Linked DNA regions of Homo sapiens: region 1 is linked to region 2. A link is an interaction called in ENCODE POLR2A ChIA-PET data of the cell type or tissue named here. Cell type or tissue: CD4-positive, alpha-beta T cell. All regions are shown on one strand.

Region 1 (8,000 bases), 240 kb after region 2:
AGTTCTGTACCAGGTCAGCTCCCCATGGGGAGCTTCTAGCACCCCAGAGTGTGGCTCCTCAGTGAGTTCTGCCAGCTCAGCACTGCAGTGGCATCTCCATCCAGTGGGCTGTGGCTGTGCCCTCTCCAACAAGGCCTGGATCTAAGACCTGGCAGGAAAGGGGAAGTTGTGGCACCCTCCTGCAAATTTGTTCTTACCTTTGATGTTCTGCCTCAGCCCTAGAGACACTCTATATCTGTTATTGCTGTATTCTTTTGAGTTTCACTTTTTGTTATAACACTTAGTAGTTAATAATTCTTAACATTAAACTTTCCCTGTTCAAATGATTATGTGGTTTCTATTACTGAAAATGTATTCATCTCCATCTTAGGGACTGTCTTGCCAATGAAGCCAAAATTAAATAACAGAATACTGAGCTTTGAATATTATGGATATTTAGCCAGGCATGGTGGTGTACAACTGTAGTCCTAGCTACTCTGGAGGCTGAGGCAGGAGGATCACTTTAACCCAGGGGTTCAAGGCTGCTGCAGTGAGCTGTGGTTGCACCACTGCACTCCAACCTGGGTGATAGAGTGAGACCCCATCTAAAAAAAAAAAAAAGAAAAAAGAAAAAGAAAAAAAATAATTATGGGTATTAGAGAATTTTACTAAAGACTTTAATTCTTAACCCAAAGTTACAAATGATACTGGAATTTCAGATTCTAGGCAGAGCCTAAGGAAGAATATTTCTAGGCAAAGAAGCCTTTCCACAATACTTAGTGATAGCCACAAGTGGCTGTCGTTAAGAAAATGAACCGTGCCACAGTTGATAGCTCTCACCTCCATCCTCAACCCCACATGGACTGGGGCTTCTCACCTCTCTCCTGGAAAGCCTGGGACTCCTGAGTCTCAGTCTTGCACTGGTTCTCTAAGGGCTGCACCGGGCTATTCAGAGACAGAGACTTCAGTGCTCCTGTGGATGTCATTTCCTGCCAGAACATTTCTTGGCCATGAGTTGTGTCCTAGGAGTAATCAAGTACCAGCACTATCATTCTGAGGATACACAAGCAGAAAACTCCTAGAGCAACAGGGCAGGAACAGAAGAATCAAAAACTCATTCAAATGATTAGAGAGAAAAAAAACAGGACCTTAAGAGCCCTAGTGACTTGAACCCAATGAGTGAATAATTAATAACCCAAAAGAAAGAAACTGTATAATTCTCTGAGAGCTGAGTCAATGCCCCAGTCATAATTATGGCTTCCCCATTAACTTACAATAGATCAAACAAACAAAAATGTTTACTTCTTACCTGTTGCCTTGGCTCCTCCAGTTCTTTTTCCAGCTCCTCCAGCATAGTCACAGCTTCCTCTCCATTCTCTGGCCGATGCTCTCGCAGCCAAGCTTGCAGCTCCTCAGGAAGGATGGCCAGGAACTGCTCCAACATCAGCAGCTCCAGGATCTGCTCCTTGGAGTGCACCTCCGGCCTCAACCACTGACAGCAAAGCTCTCGCAGCCGGCTCAGAGCCTCCCGAGGGCCAGTGGAGTCAGAGTAACTAAACTGCCTGAACTTCTGCCGGAATACCTCTTGGCTCCAGGGGTTTTCCTGAAGGCCAAAGTCCTGGTCCAAAACATAATTTTCTTCTTCAACCTTGACAACTAGAAGTCCTTCCTGTTCTTCTGGAGCATGGTAGGCCAAGACTGTGGCCTCTCCTGACATTCTGGGCAGAGACAGTCTGAAAAGGCTGCCCAGGTGAGGCAGGGAGGAGATGGAGATTTGCGTCTGAGAGATTCCTTCTGAATTCCAACTCCCCAGGACGCTCCTGAGGGTGGACAATGCTCATGTTACACAGGGAAAATAATGTACTTGGAATATAAATACAGGTTTTTGAAGCCCAGTTGCCAGGGAGCATAGCATTGTAAAGAAAACTGACTAACAGGGCACTTCCACATAAATGATACATTTATAGATGACTCAGGATTTTTTTAGGATGTGAAAGAAAAATGTTAGTATGGCTGAAATCAATTTGGCCTTTAGTAATACTGTTAGGAACAACATTAGGGATAATAAAATAGTGCTTGTAGATTATAGAGAGCAAGAAAAGCACTATAGTATATGATTACATCTCAGAAATAACCACCATTTTATTGATCACTAGCTTGATACTTAACATAAATTTTATATGCTTTTCCTAACAACTCTATAAGGACAATCAAAATTATGCCCATTTTTGCCAGGCACGGTGGCTCACGCCTGTAATCCTAGCACTTTGGGAGGCCGAGGCGGGAGGATCACGAGGTCAGAAGATCGAGACCATCCTGGCTAACATGGTGAAACCCCATCTCTACTAAAAATACAAAAAATTAGCCGGGCGTGGTGGCGGGCGCCTATAGTCCCAGCTACTTGGGAGGCTGAGGCAGGAGAATGGCATGAACCCGGGAGGGGGAGCTTGCAGTGAGCCAAGATGGCGCCACTGCACTCCAGCCTGGGCAACAGAGACTCCGCCTCAGAAAAAAAAAAAAAAATTACGCCCATTTTCCTAACGAGGCTACTAAGTCATAAGTTGACCAAAGACAGCCAGGGAGCAGCAGAACTGGGCTCTGCAACCAAAGTCTTTAGCTCTTTCTATTATGCTATGGGGCATCCCAAAAGAAGGGAACTCACACTTAATAAACACCTACTATGGGCCAAGCACTTTACAAATACTATTTTACTGGAGCTTGACAATAACACCATCAGGTATTATCATCTCAATTTTACAAATGAGGAAACTAAGGTTCTTAAAAGCCAAGTAATTTGTCCAAGGCTACAAACTGGTAAATAGCAAAGTCGAGACATGAACCCAGGCTGCAACTCTACAGTACTTGCTCTTTTTATTTCTTTTTATTACAGAATGGGTTGATGCCCAGGACAATCTTGGCTGATACTAAATCAGAAATGATGGTGAAAATGTTAGGAAGGGATCATGGAGAATGGGCAAGGTGAATGTAGAAACAAGGAAAAATTATTCTTGACTTTTAAGTCGCAAGGTTCTGAAACAGCACAAAGAAAAATGGATTCTTTCAACAAATACTTCAGCATTTACTCTGTGCTAGATAGCGTACCAAAGAGCAGTCTCAGAATTAAAAGATGTGTACCAAAGGACTCTTAGTTTATTATGGGAAAGCAACACGTAAACACAGTGATAAATCCAAGGACGGAGCGAAGTAGACAAGGTAGCACAAGGGAAAGATGACTGACCAAGACCAAGGAGAAAGGGATGGGAAGAGCCAGAAAGAGCTGCCTGGAGGAGACATCTCAGCAGAGTCTGATATGAGTGAGCTGAGTGAGATGGAGAGGAAGGTCACCCAGGCAAAGTGAAAATGGGTATGAGAGAATGTGGCCCACTGAGGAAACTGAAGGTAGTTTGGGGAGACCAGATTAATGGCTGTCACTTCTGACTACGGCTCAAAATCAGCCATGAAACATGAACCGCAAGGCAGACTTCCTGAGTCAGAATCTCCATGGGACAGGGCTTTAGTAAGTGCCACAAGAGCTTCTGATGAGCAGCCAGGTTAAGAACCCGGTGCCAGACCCTGGGGCACAGTTAATGAATGGTGAGAGAGGAGGTCTGAGAGGTTGAACTACAGAGTTTGCATTGATCCCCATGGCCACAGTGATGGCTGGAAGGTCTGTGTGCCCACCCAGAGAGTGGCGTGGAGAAGACATGGGAAGGGGTTTGTTGCAACCATTCAGAAGAGAGACTGTGAGAGACTGAGCTATGGGAGGCAAAAGACAAAAAGACGGGAGATTTGACAGGACTTGACACACCGTATAAGGGCTTGGAAGAGAGAGGGGTCAAGGACTCAAGTTTGTGGTTGGCCCTTGTGACTAGAGGATGATGGTGCTATTTGCTGAGCTATTCATTAAGAAAGTTAGGTCTGAGATGCCTACGAAGCAGCGTCTCCTAAACCGTGCTTTGCCAGGTATTAATAGATTTTTCATACATATCTAAACACAAGAACCCTGGGGATATTTCTCCTAATTTTTTTTTTTTTTTTTTTTTTTTTTTTGAGACAGAGTCCACTCTTTCGCCCAGGCCAGACTGCAGTGGCGCTATCTCGGCTCACTGAAAGCTCCGCCTCCCGGGTTCACGCCATTCTCCTGCCTCAGCCTCCCGAGTAGCTGGGACTACAGGCGCCCGCCACTGCGCCTGGCTAATTTTTTGTATTTTTAGTACAGACAGGGTTTCACTGTGTTAGCCAGGATGGTCTCGATCTCCTGACCTCGTGATCCTCCCGCCTCGGCCTCCCAAAGTGCTGGGATTACAGGCATGAGCCACCGTGCAGGGCCTTCTCTTAATTTTTTAGTGTAAAATACTAGAGACCAAGCACAGTGGCTCATGCCTGTAATCCCAGCATTTTGGGAGGCCAAAGGCAGGAGGATCACTTGAGTCCAGGAGTTTGAGACCAGCCTGGGCAACACAGTGAGATCCTGTCCCCTCTTGGCTTCCTCGGGGAGCCAAGAGGAAGGCTGAGACCCGTCTCAAAACCGAGCTTTGGCCACGTGAGAAGTGGCAGGAAGGAGCCCATTGGCGAGTGTCAGACTCCTGAGCCTGCAGCCCGACACAAGACACGCTGGGTAAGCGCCTGAGGAGTCAGCTGACCAAAAAGGCGGGGTGGCTGAGTGGGCAAGTGGAAATGGATGGCGGGACTGACCGACGGAGAGGCGGGCGGGACCCCAGATACAGCCGAGCCCCGGCCTGTGGCCGAGGGGTCGAAGAAAGGCGGCGCGGAGGCCGGATGCGGGACAGGGGCGGTTTGGGAAGCACCCGGGACCGCCCTGCTGGACCGCCCCACTCACCCTTCGCTCTACCGGCGGCGGCGGGAACCCACCCCCGGGAGCGAGAACAATGCCCGGCCGCACGCGCGCCGGAAGTGGGAGAGTGCCCCTCTAGGAGCCCGGAGGACCGCAGCTCTGTGGCAGGCGCGGGTCGTGTCTCGCAGGAGGGGCGCGGGTCCGGCTCAGACCTGGCGGGGGCATCGCAGAGTACAAGCGGTTGACGCGCTGCTGAAAGGGTGGGGAGCATAAGATACATATTAAATATAATTATATATTCTATATATTTTAATACATAAAAATATACGTATATATTCAAACATATTTTTCCTCGTTATGTCGCGGGCTGGTATACCATCGAGAAAATAAAAACCGAGAACCCATGATCTCTACATTTTGAGAGGAAGAGGAGCTGACCACGCTCACCGCGGACGTGCTGACTGCGAAGACGACAGTCCTAGGAGCTGCGGAAGGGCTGGGGCGGGGACGGGTCCTGCCCACGAATGCCGAGGACGCCAGGTGCTGCGGAGGGGTCGGGATGGGGGGCAGGAGAAGCTGTAAAGATTTCCTGGTGGACTCTGCCCTCGAGCTGCCCGTGGCCGCGTGCTGGATGCTGACACAGCAGGAGGAGGAGCGCCACGGGTTTCCCGCGTAGGAAGCGACAGGAGCCAGGGCACAGCGGGGCGGGGTTCAGGGCACGCTCGGAATTGGCCCGGCATCTTAGCTGGCCAGAAACTAGGCCAAGGGGTTGGTTAGAGTGAGTTAGGTTGTGGAGAGTGTCAAATACCAGGCTCAGGTGTTAGAAATGCATTGAATCATCAGTGCAGGGTATTCACATATAACATGGCTGGAACAGTGTTCAGGGCGGTGTCTGTACCGTATAGAGTGGATTAAAGGACAAAAGAGATGAAAGAATACAGGTGACCCATGAATTTAGCAAAATGTAATAATCTGTGAAAGTATGATTGAAAATAGGGCAAGGGATGACATCGCCAAGGGAGGTCTTTTGGAAAATAAACGGGATTGTGAAATACCAACGTTTTGGAATGGGGAAGAAAAGGAGTTCGAGAAGAGGAGCTACTTAGGGAGCGCCCAGATGGTTCAAACATCATAAAAACAACAGTGTTTCAGGAGACGGAACACTGTTGCTTTGCTGCAGAGAGCCGAAAGAGGGTGAGAACTAAGCTGATGGTGGAATTTGGGGGAATGACAGAGGAGGGCAAGAGAGAGAGATGTTACCTGTGGACTGTCCTTTCGAGTGGTTCAGAAGAGTTGGTAAGACTAAAAATAGACAATAATCTCTTTTGAGAATTGTGATACTGCAAGAAAAGAAAAAGAATATTGGTTGAACTAAGCAACCGGATTTAAAGTATTCTTATTTTCAAGGGTAGTGGAAAGCTAATTTGTAGAAAAGAAAAGGTAAAGTTTAGTAGGCACAAGAAATTGAAGATGGAAGAAAAGAGATACAGCTGATGGGGAGGAAATGAGACCAGATGGGCTGGTGAAGTAGTTTGTCTCAGAAAAGAAGGAAGTGATTTGTTCCTGAATAGGAGGAAAGTGGAGGGTGAGTGCAAGAGAAAAGGGAGAAGTTGAAGATGTTTATGTCAGATGACTCTGACCACAAAGGTGTTAATCAGAAGATGTTACAGTTGAGCCAGACTTTGAAGAATGTTACAACGGCCAATGACTGGAAGAGACGACTTCAAGTGATGTTCTGTATCTACTATCCAATATGGAAGCCATTAGCCATTTATGGCTATGTGTAGGAAAGCTGCCTGTTGCATGGCAAGAGTAATGCTATCTTGAAGTGAAACATCATAATAACCAGTGTTTGACTCTTGCATACCAAGGCATTCCCCCAGCAAGGTGAAGAAACAATGCCTATAACATAGATAACCCCTCATAAAGAAACAATACCTGTAGCATAGAAAACCCCTCATAAAGATCCTTATCTAATTTTCCCACTGGTCAGAGTTTTGCAAGAGGGTCTCAGACATGACAAGCTGCACGTTTTACCAAAAAAAAAAAAAAAGCTTGCAATAGAAAGAATAATATCTGCAGGGCAGGTATGGGGATCCACCATCTTAAGTCCTTTTATCCCTACCAAATGTTTCCTTCTGAGAAACTGCATTTGTCAGCTCAGCTCTCTCAACCTCTGGGAGTAGGTTTACATATATTTGCTCACTTGATATATGGCTGATAGGAACTGAGCAAGTAAAATTTTCATTTCATTGAATTTTAATTAATTTACATTTAAATTGCTACATGGGATTAGTGGTTCCATACTAGACAGTGAAGCTAGCCTGTACTTGTTAAAAAGAACCCAATGAGTGAAATGAACAAAGTAAACATAGCACATTTCTAATGAAGCACATAAAATAATGAGTGGCCAAAAAAAAAAAAAAAGACTGTAAAGTTGTCTTCTATGTAAAAAGTCCATAAGGTTTATACACAGAACATACTCAATTTGTTCATTCCCTTAAAGGATCTAGCAACACACTTTTTAATGTAAGTACCCAATTTCCCCATTTTTAATGAACAGATGAATACCAGTATCTGCTAACACTGTGGGGTGGGGAGGGGAGAGTGATATATACCTAAGAAAATTAGCAACTTCATCAATAATAAACACTTCTCTATCATTTATTTATTTTCTTTTAAAAAATGTATTAACACCTGAATAATGCATGGATTTTAGATAATGAAGTATCAATTTTGGTCAACTAATTTTGACAAATATGTCACATCAGTGAAAGATGTTAATAAAAAGAAATGAATGCGAAAGTATATGGGATCTCTCTGTACTATCTTTGCAATAATAGATAAATTGAATTTTAAAATATCTTAATAAAAAGAAGGCAGAAATAGGGGAACGAGGGAACAAATACCTTGTCTGCCTTTCTTTGCTGTGGGGTTTCAATAACCTGTTAGACTTACACGCCATATCCTCTGTATCTCTTATCTGCTCTTTTTAATTTTTGTTTCTCATTTGCATATTTTACCACCTATTTTCCAATCACTAATTCTTTCTTTAGTGATAATGTACTTTTAAACATATTCCTTGAGTTCTCAATTTCTGTCATTGGATTTTTTAATTCAGAATTTCTCTTTGGTTCAAGTTCACATCCATTATTTTATTTATTTTTTGAGACAGGGTCTCACTCTCTTGCCTAGACTGGAGTGGAGTGGCACCATCTCAGCTCAC
Region 2 (8,000 bases):
CTAACCCAACATCTCTAACCAGTCATGTAGTCTTGTGGCTTATAGTACGAACTTTAGTTTCTGAATCTTTGAAAGATCTTAAGCTTTTGATACTTGAAAATGAGACTCTGAGGCTCATAAACATTTCTTCAGGGTTTTTTCTCTGCCATGGGCTTACAAGTTGATTTTGAAACTCCGAAGTTGAACATTCATTCTTTTCTTCCTCTCTTGCATTCCTGCCCCATGCTGAAAACTCAGCGAGTAAAGAAGGTTCAGCAGGTGTGTGTGGCAGGTTTTCCAAAGTGGGTTACTACAATCTCTCCCATCCCACAGGTTTTCTTGCAGTGTGAGATTGACATTCCTCCTAGTTATGTTACCAGTGGTGTTGATAGCCCTTCCTCTTGAATCTGGGTGGAACTTTGTGGCAGCCCTGACCAGCAAAATACAATGGAAGTGATGCTCTGTGACTTCCAAGACTAGGTTTTAAAACTGCCATGCCCTTCTGCCTGCTCATTAGGGATGCTTGTGCTAGGAACCCAGCCACCATGCTGTGAGGAGCCCAGGCCACATGGGGAAGCCTTGCATAGGTGTTCCAACCAGAGCCCCAGCTGAGGCCCCAATTAAAAGGCAACGTCAGCCACCAGTCATGAGACTGAGGAAGCCTTTATGAAGACTTCAGCAGTCAGTCACCTTCCAACCATAGCTACATGAGAGACCATGGGTGACAACCACCTAGCCAAGCCCAGTCAACCTCCAGAATGACAAGAGATAATAATAAAATGATTATTGCTATTTTAATCCACCAAGTTTAGAGTCACAATAGAGAACCAACAGGGTTTTTCTGTTATCTGTTAATGCATAACAGCCTACCACAAAACTTATTAACTTAAAATAACCATTTGTCCTACATTATGGTTTTGTGGACCAGGAGTTCAGGAAGGTCTTGGTTAGGTGGGTCCTTTCTAATCCATATATCCATATAGTGTCAGCTGTGGTGGGTGAAGATGCAGGATGCTTCCTCAGTCACATATTTGGAGCCTTGGTACTCTTTGTGGTCTCTCCTCTCTTCCCCTCCCTCTCCATGTGTCCCACCCTCTGGGCCTCTCTACATGGTTGGTACTTCCCCCAGAGTAGCTAGACTTCTCACAGGGCAGCAGACCTGCCTTCTTACAGAGCAGCATGGTAGTCCCAGGGTAGCTGAACTTCTCACAGGGCAGCTGACCTTTAAGAGACAAAGGCAAAAGCTGCCTGTCATTGTAAGGTCTAGGTCAAGAACTGGTCGGCATCATTTCTACCAAAATCTATTGATCAAAGCTGCCACCATGATTCAAAGGGAGGAGAAATAAATCCAACCTCTAGAATGGAAGGGTAAGAAAAAATTATGGCCACAGGGGCAAGGCAGGAACCTAGGTTTATATCTCAAAATGTTACCTTACAAATCTTATTATACCTGTTTTATGGGTGAAGAAGCTGAAGCTAGAGGAGTTAAGTAATTTGGCCAAGGTTACACAACTTGTAAGCACTTGGATTCAAATCCAAAGCATATGCATCAAAACCATGAACTCTGAATTTTGCTATTCTTCTATGCAAAATATAGTAAATATATAATGTATACTATATTTTCTTAATTCCCCAGTACTAACTTTTATAAGGAAGATAACATCCCCCAACCCCCCAAACACATACACATTACAGCTCTAATTTTAGAAAAACCTAGAGAACTATTCTAAATGACCTGATTTGGGTCATAGGCCTATCTCTGCATCAATCCTCAGGGTCTGGAGGATGGAATAATTATATTTGGCAAGCTCTGCTACAACCACAAGGATTGAAGAAATAATTTCCCGAAAGAGGGAGGAGCAAACAAAATAATGTTCACTGTGCATGCTCTTTATACTGCAAGCCATTATTTCTCATTCATGATTTCATTGCATCATTGAAGGCAGATAGGATCTGTCCCAGTGAGACTGGAATTGTGGGCTGGTGGGAATGGCGTGAAGACAGGCTGTGTAGAGAAGTTCATTCCAAGCATTGATTCTAGATCTATCAGCTAACTATTAACTCATTATGTCTCACATATTAAGACTAAGACCTCTGGTTTTCCTAGGGGGCTGATTCCTTTATGTAGAAGTTAAATGGAGGCTTCTTAAAGGAGGCCCATTATGTTTTCATGTGCTACACTATGCAGTTGGACCCTTCATTTCTACTTTCTGTACATGTTGAGTCAATGTGAATTGAGAATAGGAAGATGCTTGGTGTCTAAGCACTTGAGGAAACAAAACATAAGCTCTAATTAAAACATTTCTGATGGGAAACTTAGTCTTACTTCATGATTTCCAGTTGCATTTTTTTTCCTAATGAAATAAGCTGCTTTAATTTTCTTTTTAAAAATTTTATTTGGATGAGGTCAGAAAATGAGGAATTTCTCTTCCATTACTCACACTGCTTTCCAGCTGCCGGCCTCATGTTCCCTTGACACGCTGTCGAGGAGCCATCCAGAAGCCATAGCTCTGCCATGGTACACACCAGACTTGACAGAGAAGTTCCAGGCTCAGGAAGACGCTTCCTTCCAATGTCCCTGGTTGCCACTTGATGGCCTGGGTTCTGAGTAGCTCTGGAACTCTGGAAGTCCCTGGTACCTGATGGAATGACCATTGCCCCACTTTCTCCTGACTTCCTTTGTATGTATATTAAGGAGTTGCCACTCAGCTTGCACTCTTTAATATCAAAGTCAGAAATAAAGCCCAGTGAGTTAGTTGATTTTTAAGAACCCTAAGGAAATCTTCTCTGGGAAGCTTCTGAATCGTCTGCAAGATAATTTATTTGTTAGCAGTACTTGGAGTCTCTTCATTTCTCTTGCCACCCAACTGAGCCCAAGGTGCCTTTTAATCCCTTTTAGCTGTCCTATGCAGTCACTTCAACAAGATGCATTTTATTTTAAGATGGAAATAAAATAGAGAAAGGAAATAGAGGAATTTCATAAAATTGGACATAGACACGTTTTAACGAGAGCACTCAAATAGACATGTCTGTATCTGGATGGTTGAATTATAACAGTCTTGGCATAGTGAAAATGAAAGCAGATTGTAGCTTTGAATACAAATACCAAAAAAATGCCTGCAGTTTCCTTTCCCTCCAGAAGGTATCAAAGAAATGGACATTGCTAGCTGACGCTTACTGAGAAATAAAATAGCTAATCACTATATAAGGACAAGAAAATTATTTTTTTCTCTATCAATCACATATACTGCTAACACCAAATCCTAGCATTTCTTCCTCCTTCCCCCTCCCTTTTTCTTAACCATAATTTACAGCTCCTCTCCCTCCATTTCTTTCAATCTCTCACCCTCATGGATACTGCTATCCTGTACAGCCTCCCATCCCTGGGTCCTTTTTATTCTCTCTGTCTCTCAGCCCTTGTATGTTTTTATTTCCTTGCTTCCTACACGGAAGTGCCGTTTTATGGCAGCAGTCTCTTGCCTCTGCAACCATCAGCTATCTCATCCCTGCCACTCCCCACCCTGGATTCTGCATTCTTCCTTCCAGGTTAATCAGACCTTAGTGGAAGGTAGACTGAGCTAGGGAAAAAGAATGACATGTTTGACATCTGGCAAGTGTGTTTGTGCTCAGCTCTGCCACTTCCTGTCTGGTTATTTGGCTAAGTTATTGAACTAGTTACCTCCTGTGACAATTGGGACTTAGAATAGCCCCCTTTCTTGTGAGAATAAAGTACCTCCTCATTGTTAAGCATAGCACTTGGCCCATAAAAAGTATTCAAATATTAGGTGTTGCTATTAATGTGATTAGAGAATATTCCACATCTCTGTTGCCACTACTAACACTCCTGCAAATGCCTGGTTTCTAACTTTGGTTTTAAGCCAAGTTCTTTACAACAGACTTTAAAAGCCCTGCACATTCTGGTTTCTCTGTGATCTTTCTGACCTTATCTTCTACAGTTATCTCTCCCATCCCCACAATACGCACACATTCACACTCACTGTGCTACATACATGTGACCTGACTTCCTTAATGTTTCTTGAACAAATCATGCTCCTACCTCAGGGCCTTTGCACTTTCTGTTGGCTCTACCTGAAATATTCTTCTGATATCACAGGTCTATGTCCCTCACCTCTCTCAGGTCATCGATTAAAGATTATCTTTTCAGGAATGTCTACCCTGGTCACCCCATTTAAAATTACAACACCCTTCCTCTGCAGTCCAAGTCCTCCTTCCTTGCTTTAGTTGTCTCTATAGCATTTGCCACCATCTGACACACTACATATTTTACTTATATATTGTCTGTCTCCTGACCCTACCACATACACTTGCTCATACACTCAAGTGTAAGTTCAGGGAATTTTGTCTACAAATTTCTGCATCTCTGATGTCTAGAATTGTTCCTAGCACATAGTAAGTTCTCAATAAATATTTGTAGAATGAATGATTGAGGACTAATTAAAATATTACTATCTTAATGAAGCTTTTCTAGTGTCCCCAGGCCTGACTACTTTCTTTTCTATATTCCTAATACTTAATACACTTTTCATTATAACTTTTATCACATTGTATTTTTATGGAAAACACATTTAAAGCTCTTAAATTTAGCCAGATGGTATAATTCAAAAGTACATTTTTGTTTAATAGACTGAAACCTCACATTGTACAGATTTGATTGAATGATTACAGAAATCATAATGCTCTGAGTATTTTTAAATTGCATTCACATCATGTTCTATGAGTTATTCTACAAAATTAAATCCAAGCTTGAGAAAATCTAAGAAAAAGCAGATTAGAAATAAATTCCAACACAGAGAGAAATCTTGTCTCATGCAATGGCATGTTCTGTGTTTTCACATCATGGACACCTTGCTATTTTGCTAGCAAGTATGAGACTTAAAAATTCTGCCTTTTGAGCATAAATAATCTGCAAAGACAAGTAATCTCAAAAGTCAATTCTAGAGGAGCATACCTGTGCATGTTGGTTTTGAAGAGGCTTTCTTCATCTGGAGGAAAACATTATTCACCAATTTTTTTTAAAATAAAATGCTATTACTTAAGGCCAGGAGGTATTTGCATGTCATGGAAATTTCACCAGATCCAGAAGAACTAATAAAATCTTCCTATGCCTCTGGGTGAAAGGTAGTGAGGAAGAACCAATCTCAAATACATTTCTGTGCCACCAGTGCAATTTCAGTGCCGGTACCACTGGCTGGCCAACCATATACTTTTTCACTGCTATCATTTTGGGTGTGGAGCATATATTTCAGCCATTGATAACTACTGTACCTGCCATTCCCTACTGGAAAATATCTTAAAATATACACATGGGGGAAATGGCTTGTCCTGAGCCAGCAGAGGTGACTGCTAAGTGGAATCTTCTGTCTGTATTTGAGGTGATAATGATCTAAGGAAGCCCCGATCTAAGGTGATGTGACAGCTGTGAATGCCTTTGACAGCAGTGATTATCAGCTTCAGTGAACACATTTTTAACCTGAAAAAAGGCATTCATGTGATGAGTAGGTGTTTCTGGGATTGAGTCAAGATTAACATTCATTCCTGGCTAGGGAATTCATGTCTTCTCTGCTATCATAGTTGAGAATTTCTCAAGTCCAAGGCAATGCAAAAATCCCTGTTCTAGATGAACCATATGTGTTGGAGAAGTGGAGGGATGATGATTTCTGTCAATACAGAATTATTTGTACTCTCTGGCCTAAGTTCTAAGAGAAACATGATTGTGCTATAAGCTAGGGACTCGAAATTAAAATTCGAGTTAATGCCAGGGTTCAGTCTTCCTCAATTGCACCTGTGTGCTGGGACCTCTTCCTGGGTTTTTTTTTGTTTTGTTTTTTTGTTTATTTTTGGCTCCCTGTTCTCATGCTTCCAGCTCTGTATCCTCTGGGTCCATTTTAGAAATCCAGCTCTCCAAACAGGCACTTTAAACATTTGTTTGTTTGTTTGTTTGTTTTTTATTTTTGGTGGATCTAGACCTCAAGAGGGGCCTGAAAGTAGGATCAATTCATCTGATGCCTAACAGTTGGTCATTAATTAACATATCCTTCCTGTATTGCTGGGAGCTTTTTAGTACAGATAGTTGCTGATTCCCATTAGTTGCAGATACGTTAGATACACCCTTGATTTAGTATATCTCTTCCTGGAATATCTTGCTTCAGTCATAAAATTCATGTTTTTATGAAAAATTGCAGTGGTCACCAAAAAAGAGAATTTTAGACCAATATCCTTGATGAACATTGATGCAAAAATCCTCAATAAAATACTGGCAAACTGAATCCAGCAGCACATCAAAAAGCTTATCCACCATGATCAAGTGGGCTTCATTCCTGGGATGCAAGGCTGGTTCAATATACGCAAATCAATAAATGTAATCTAGCATATAAACAGAACCAAAGACAAAAACCACATGATTATCTCAACAGATGCAGAAAAGGCCTTTGACAAAATTCAACAACCTTCATGCTAAAAACTCTCAATAAATTAGGTATTGATGGGACGTATCTCAAAATAATAAGAGCTATCTATGACAAACCCACAGCCAATATCATACTGAATGGGCAAAAACTGGAAGCATTCCCTTTGAAAACTGGCACAAGACAGGGATGCCCTCTCTCACCACTCCTATTCAACATAGTGTTGGAAGTTCTGGCCAGGGCAATTAGGCAGGAGAAGGAAATAAAGGGTATTCAAATTAGGAAAAGAGGAAGTCAAATTGTCCCTGTTTGCAGATGACATGATTGTATATCTAGAAAACCCCATTGTCTCAGCCCAAAATCTCCTTAAGCTGATAAGCAACTTCAGCAAAGTCTCAGGATACAAAATCAATGTACAAAAATCACAAGCATTCTTATACACTAATAACAGACAAACAGAGAGCCAAATTATGAGTGAACTCCCATTCACAATTGCTTCAAAGAGAATAAAATACCTAGGAATCCAACTTACAAGGGATGTGAAGGACCTCTTCAAGGAGAACTACAAACCACTGCTCAAGGAAATAAAAGAGGATACAAACAAATGGAAGAACATTCCATGCTCATGGGTAGGAAGAATCAATATCGTGAAAATGGCCATACTGCCCAAGGTAATTTACAGATTCAATGCCATCCCCATCAAGCTACCAATGACTTTCTTCACAGAATTGGAAAAAACTACTTTAAAGTTCATATGGAACCAAAAAAGAGCCCACATCACCAAGTCAATCCTAAGCAAAAGAACAAAGCTGGAGGCATCATGCTACCTGACTTCAAACTATACTACAAGGCTACAGTAACCAAAACAGCATGGTACTGGTACCAAAACAGAGATATAGATCAATGGAACAGAACAGAGCCCTCAGAAATAACGCCACATATCTACAACTATCTGATCTTTGACAACCCTGAGAAAAACAAGCAATGGGGAAAGGATACCCTATTTAATAAATGGTGCTGGGAAAACTGGCTAGCCATCCTATGTAGAAAGCTGAAACTGGATCCCTTCCTTACACCTTATACAAAAATTAATTCAAGATGGATTAAAGACTTAAACGTTAGAAACCATAAAAACCCTAGAAGAAAACCTAGGCATTACCATTCAGGACATAGGCATGGGCAAGGACTTCATGTCTAAAACACCAAAAGCAATGGCAACAAAAGCCAAAATTGACAAATGGAATCTAATTAAACTAAAGAGCTTCTGCACAGCAAAAGAAACTAGCATCAGAGTGAACAGGCAACCTACAAAATGGGAGAAAATTTTCGCAACCTATTCATCTGACAAAGGGCTAATATCCAGAATCTACAATGAACTCAAACAAATTTACAAGAAAAAAACAAACAACCCCATCAAAAAGTGGGCAAAGGACATGAACAGACACTTCTCAAAAGAAGACATTTATGCAGCCAAAAGGCACATGAAAAAATGCTCACCATCACTGGCCATCACAGAAATGCAAATCAAAACCACAATGAGATACCATCTCACGCCAGTTAGAATGGCAATCATTAAAAAGTCAGGAAACAACAGGT

Evidence for each region. ChIA-PET counts read pairs that join two places held together with the same protein. Peaks named below come from ENCODE experiments on the same cell type or tissue, not always from the same donor. Only the 100,000 strongest peaks of a DNase experiment are listed, where the experiment ranks them.
Region 1: POLR2A ChIA-PET joins it to region 2 with 13 read pairs; 5 of 35 experiments call an interaction of 5 or more read pairs at or near these places.

Annotation. Positions count from the first base shown.
Region 1 is chr18:35,262,657-35,270,656 of GRCh38, forward strand. It overlaps ZSCAN30 (zinc finger and SCAN domain containing 30), which reads right to left. Exons shown (of 4, transcript NM_001112734.4): 2 at 1,289-1,799; 3 at 857-1,001. The coding sequence starts at 1,696. Among named protein-coding and RNA genes, the nearest start is that of ZSCAN30, 24 kb to the right of the region's middle. In CD4-positive, alpha-beta T cell, no CTCF peak of the experiment used is centred here; DNase peaks (open chromatin) are centred at 4,595, 4,915 and 5,345; H3K4me3 peaks cover 1,470 bases; H3K27ac peaks cover 1,047 bases.
Region 2 is chr18:35,026,868-35,034,867 of GRCh38, forward strand. It overlaps a transcript of MAPRE2 not described here. Among named protein-coding and RNA genes, the nearest start is that of MAPRE2, 11 kb to the right of the region's middle. In CD4-positive, alpha-beta T cell, CTCF peaks have their summits at 3,204 and 3,459; DNase peaks (open chromatin) are centred at 574, 3,084, 3,624 and 3,954; H3K4me3 peaks cover 1,167 bases; H3K27ac peaks cover 3,107 bases.